Regions from separate parts of the Homo sapiens genome. Here region 2 is linked to region 1. A link is an interaction called in ENCODE POLR2A ChIA-PET data of the cell type or tissue named here. Cell type or tissue: Panc1. All regions are shown on one strand. Links, peaks and the distances in the headings refer to the core of each region. The heading gives the core; the rest is flanking DNA. Region 1 overlaps DENND6A (DENN domain containing 6A). Region 2 overlaps SLMAP (sarcolemma associated protein).

Region 1 (2,925 bases), core at 276-2,775:
CAGGAATTCGAGATCAGCCTGATCAACATGGTGAAACCCTGTCTCTACTAAAAATACAAAAATTAGCCGGGCGTGGTGGCGCATGCCTGTAATCCCAGCTACTCAGGAGGCTGAGGCAGGAGACTCTCTTGAACCCAGGAGGCAGAGGTTGCAGTGAGCCGAGATCATGCCACTGCACTCCAGCCTGGGCGACAGAGCAAACCTCTGTCTCAAAAATAAATAAATAAAAATAAATACATAAAATCGCTCAAATAAGGTACTAACTCTTAAAATCTAAAATTATTTCCAGCAGCTCCTCAAACTTTCCTTTTATAAGATCATTCTGCCTATAAGCTTTTATTACCAAAAATAATTCTACACAATTTTGGTTATAAAGGTAATACCTGGTCAATAGAAGTTATTTTTACTTACGGAGCTTGGGTACGGGTAGTATATTCTTTGAATTCACTATCATGAATAGTGAAATAAGGTCGGAAATCACTGAAGTACTTTAATGGAGAAATACAGCTGTGGAGCAGGAAGAACATGTAAAATAAAGGACACAGAAATTAAAGGTCCTAATCTATAACTAGAAAACATCTATACAAACGGTATACACACAAAGGGATACTTTGTTTATTTTAATAAATGGTAAACTCATTTCACAGAATTAGAAAGACAGATATATGTAATGTGAAATGGCATACTGAAAGAACACACTGGGTTTGGGGCAGAAGATGCGGTGAAATTCTGGCTCTACTGTTCACTAGCTATGTGCCTTTGACTCTACACTGATCATTCACACAAGTAATATTTATCAAGGAACAACTTCATGTAATGAATCAATGTGCCTGCCACTCAGAACAACAAAGGCATGGTTCCAGCCCTCAGGGAGCCTGAATCAATTTTCTCATCCATAAAATGGTGCTATAATAAGCATTACCTTCTGATAGGGTTTTTGCATGGATCAATGCAATAATGGGTGGGGAAAAATACGACAGGTGGGAAGTGCTGCAAATATCACCAACAGGTTAAGTACTGCAGCATCCAAAAAAAAAACCCAGAAATAGTAACCAAATAGACTCACTTAACAAGTGCCAATACAGTCTCTGATGATTCCGATGGTGATGGCGCCATAACCACAAGGGGCTCCCCCAACAGCACCAGCTCCCAGAGCATCTGACTATGAAGGAAAACTGGGCAGAAACACCTGAAAGGTGATGCACAGTAGAAATACTTTTTAATGTAGCCAATCCTGTTTTTAAAATTCCTACATAATCTTTCTAAAAACTCCACATTGATATAAATTCTTCCTGCTATTTGTATCCTGATCTGATACACAAATTCATTTAGAATATGGTGATGTATAGAGACATAAGTCCCTTTTATCCACATAAAAATATCTATCAATTTGACTCATCCTAATTTTTACAAAATTAAATGTAATATATTGACACACAGAATAACTGACAATAAAAGCATATAATTCTCAAATTGTTGTACCATATGATCGATCTATTTTATCAATATTGCTTTGATACTTTGAATTTCAATCCTAAATATTTTTAAGGAAATAAGAAAAATTAATTTTCCAAGGGCACTTATTGGATATACTTAACTTAAAACCCAATACTTCTGACATTAAAGAATGATGACAAATCACAAGGGGGAGTGCTAATGCTGAACAAGAGCGAAACTCCTGGGCAGATACTCCCTCTACAGAAGTGCTGAGTATTTTTACAGCAGCCCTGGAATTGGGTGGAGGCCTGTTGGGACACAACTCTGCTAGTATGTTACCAGGCCTAAGACACTTGGTAACTTTCACTTATTTAGGAATTTCCTCCTGGCTTGGTAAAAAATTTTCCTAGTAGATTAGGGGGGAAAATCTTATCTATTTATGAAAATCACAACCAATCCACTCAGTTGAAAAGACACACATGCAAATAAAAAAGAAAAGAAAAATCAAACAACAATTAAGTGCAAAAATATGCAACAAATTATGAGATGGAAATTAGGGGAGTTAATTTTAACTATTCAAAAACAAGATAAGTGCCACAAAAGAAACAAACAACAACAAAAAAACAGCTCATGGGTAAGGCAAAGGAGCTCTTCCTCTTCCCTTCCTAAACAACTCAGTCCTAAAGCAGAACATGGTAGGTATCTCTGCCATGAGGGAAAGAGAGCCGTATTGACCAGGGAGGCGTGTCAGAGCTTATGTAAGGTAAGGTGGACATCTACATGCAGATAGTGGCCTACTGTGGAACTGCTGGAGCCCAAATGTGGTGAGCAATGTATACATGTGTGGGGATTATTTGGTTTCAGTTCACAGAGCCCAGGAAGCACAGACAGGTAGCCTGATGAGTAGCATCAAAGACAGAATGAGTTGAGGAGGTTGTCACAATGTGGGACCACCTGGCATAAGGTGTCAGAGCAGAGAAATGAGGGTATCTCCATGGAGAAGTACCCTGGAGTAGGGTAAGCACACAAGCAGGGTAAGGAGAGCACTCATGTGAGGCTTGACCTGGTGTTGAGAGTCAGAGCCCAAAAAGGGGAAGATGGCACCCACCTGGAGATGTGGTCTAGTGGGACAGAGTAACCTGAATGAGACAGGAGGGTATCCATGGGGGTGGGGGTGGGGGGTCAATCCAACAAGAAGAATCAGAGAGTGAGCAGGGTAAGGAGGGTATCCATGCAGAAGGGAAGCCAGGTGTAGAATGTCAGGGCCCAGTGGGGATGAGAAAACTATTAGCTTGGGGGACAAAGTTGCAGCAGAGTCCTAGCCAGAGCAATCAGAGAAGAGAAAGAAATAAAGAGCATGCAAATTGGTAATGAGGAATTTAAACTGTCACTGTTTGCTGATGACATCATATACCTAGAAAACCTTAAAAACTCATCCAAAAACCTCCTAGAACTGGTAAATGAATTCAGCAAAGTTTCCGAATACAA
Region 2 (2,925 bases), core at 259-2,758, 120 kb after region 1:
AGTGAGACCCATCTTAAAAAAAAATATGGGGTTAAGGGATAGATTGTAGTTAGGGTCAGTCAGGGAAAGGAGTTTTGGGTGGGAGGAAGAAGCAGGGATGATACGGCATGTTCCAAGGACATTGTAAGGAAGACATTGTGAAGAGCCTGCTGAATTTGACAACCAAGATTGTTTCTTCTTTTTTCCTCCACACATCTAAACATGACCACAAAGATCCTAGCCTCAGCTTTTGGGAGAATGGCAGGTCATACATTCTTTTACTTTTTATTTGTTTGTATGTTTGTTTTAACAGATACTTAAGTTTTTTGTTGACAGAAGTATAAAGATCATTAAGGGGTGCTGGTGTTTGTGAGAAAGTCTTTTACTTGACAAGTTGTATTTAAGACACATAATGTGAACATGTATAGGAAGCCAGATTATATCTTTAAAGCACATGTTCATTTCCCTCTATATTATTTTTCATAATAGTGGGAAATTGATAAAATATTTTATCTGTGATTTCAAATTGTTAAAAATATCGACAGTGTATATACTTAAAGCATTTTTTTTCCCACTTAGTTCTTTGACATTACTCCTTAGGTTAAATTCACTCTTTGCCCTTTTAGGCTTCTGTCTGATTTTCTTTCTTTTTTTTTTTTTTTTGAGACGGAGTCTTGCTCTGTTGCCCAGGCTGGAATACAGTGGCGCGATCTCGGCTCATTGTAAGCTCCGCCTCCCGGGTTCACGCCATTCTCCTGTCTCAGCCTCCTGAGTAGCTGGGACTACAGGCGCCTACCACCACACCCGGCTAATTTTTTTTTTTTTTTTTTTTTTTTGTATTTTTAGTAGAGACAGGGTTTCACCGTGTTAGCCAGGATGGTCTCGATTTCCTGACCTCGTGATCCGCCTGCCTCAGCCTCCCAAAGTGCTGGGATTACAGGCGTGAGCCACCACACCCAGTCTACCTGTCTGGTTTTCTTAAGTGATATTTCTGCTAGAGCTTAGTATTTATTCTTTTTGGTAAGTAGGGAAGAGAATGTCATTTAGAGTTTTAAGTGAAAAGATTGTGAAGTTAACTCTTAATATATGTCAGTTACTTCATAGTTACTTGAATCAAGAAAAATGGTGGCATTTATTAGCGGCTGAAACGTTCTAAGTTTACAGTCCAGACTCTTTCCTCTTCTCAGGTACATGCTTCTCTTACTGACACTATATAGGTAGATAAATAGTTACACCTTTGCTTAAAAATCTTTGACGTTGCCTCATTAATTTTTAGCATTAAAATCTATATCTTATTTTCTTTTTTTCTAGCTCTCTCTTTTATTACTGTTTTTTCTTCACCCCAAACTTTGTGTACTAGCTGTATGACAGTGTTCACTGTTTCTAGAACAAGTGCCTTTTTTTGCTGTTTTGTCTTCTAGAATGACCTCTTCTTGTCATCCCTTAAGGCTCAGTTCCAATGTGAAACCTTCCCTGACTCCCTTTAACTGAAGAATTAATTGCTTCTTCCTCTATACTTCCATTTAACTTTGTGTATAATTTCTTTATTTCTTTTTTTTAAATTTATTTTTATTTTTATTTTTGAGACAGGGTCCCTCTCTGTCACCCAGGCTAGAGTGTAGTGGTGTGATCTTGGCTTACTGCAGCCTCCACCTCATGGGTTCAAGCAGTTCTCCTGCCTCAGCCTCTCAAGTAGCTGGGATGACAGGCACCCCCCAGCACACCTGGCTAATTTTTGTATTTTTAGTAGAGATGGGATTTCACCATGTTGCCCAGGCTGATCTCGAACTCCTGGCCTCAAGCAATCCACCTGCCTCAGCCTCCCAAAGTGCTGGGATTACAGGTGTGAGCCACTGCACCCGGCCTGTATATAATTTCATTATGGGACATAAACAACAAAATAACTATGATGCAAATGTACTACTGTCCCATCAGATGTGAACTCTTGAGAGCAAGAGAATAGGCACTACATTCATGTTTGAATGAGGGAAATGTGAACAATGGAGCGGTTTGTATTTCTGCAAACCTGTGCAGTGTTAAAGGGCAGAAAGTCATTCAAGTTAGTTCTCAATTTGAGATCATGGACTCAATTATCAATATGTAGTCTTTGTATAAGTCATTATTTATTGAGAGCTTGCAGTTTGCAAAACATTTTGCTAAGTGTTTTTGGATCGTAGATCCAAATCTTGTGATTGGTGATATGAAATTATATATATGAACTATTACAATTTCACACAAAATAATTTTAAAAGGTTTTAGAATAATCAGAGTGCTTTCTTGTTTCATTTGGTCTATATAACACTCTTAGAAGGTAAGTAAAACAGCTGCAGTCTGGCTCGCTTTTGTCCAAAAAGAGTTTGATGTTTAGAGGTTATTTGTACAAGATCATCTAGTGGTAACTATGGGAGTTTTTTTCCCCCCAAAATGAAAGCCAACTATTAGACATTTATTCTGAACTGTCTTCTTAGGGACTGAGCAATTATTATGAAAATCTGTCTTTTGCTCTCTTGAAAGGTAATCTAAGCTATTGCTTTTTGATGTATAACCGAAACTTGTCATATTACGGACTTTCAAAGACTGAAATAACTCAAGTTAATTATTTCTCTGAGTCAGCTAACATTTTTAAAAACTTACCTCTACTACTCCTAGAAATACAATATTTTTTCTTGGGCTTGCATTCAGGCAAACTGATTTGGCTTTGGGTATATATGAAAATGAATGAAACAGCCTTGGAAAAACTTGTTTGGCCATGTACATTTTTCATGCTTTATAAGAGAGTAGCTGACAAATGTAAAGAAAAGAAGGAAAGCTTATATAGGCACTTGAAAATATGGACGTGTTTGGTGGTTAGTACTGTATCTTTTGTCAAGTATACAATTTGGGTTGGATTTTAAATTTAAGCACATAGAAACTGTGTGTTAAGATTTTCTCAATATTTTCAGGCTT

What was found. Peaks named below come from ENCODE experiments on the same cell type or tissue, not always from the same donor. Only the 100,000 strongest peaks of a DNase experiment are listed, where the experiment ranks them.
Region 2: POLR2A ChIA-PET joins it to region 1 with 6 read pairs; 9 of 35 experiments call an interaction of 5 or more read pairs at or near these places.

What each region holds. Positions count from the first base shown.
Region 1 is chr3:57,645,250-57,648,174 of GRCh38, forward strand. DENND6A (DENN domain containing 6A) reads right to left here. Exons shown (of 20, transcript NM_152678.3): 10 at 1,067-1,189; 11 at 412-507. It also overlaps a transcript of PDE12 not described here. Among named protein-coding and RNA genes, the nearest start is that of DENND6A, 46 kb to the right of the region's middle. In Panc1, for the core only: no CTCF peak of the experiment used is centred there; a DNase peak (open chromatin) is centred at 1,650.
Region 2 is chr3:57,765,375-57,768,299 of GRCh38, forward strand. The region is part of intron 2 of SLMAP (sarcolemma associated protein); the gene reads left to right. Among named protein-coding and RNA genes, the nearest start is that of SLMAP, 11 kb to the left of the region's middle. In Panc1, for the core only: no CTCF peak of the experiment used is centred there; no DNase peak of the experiment used is centred there.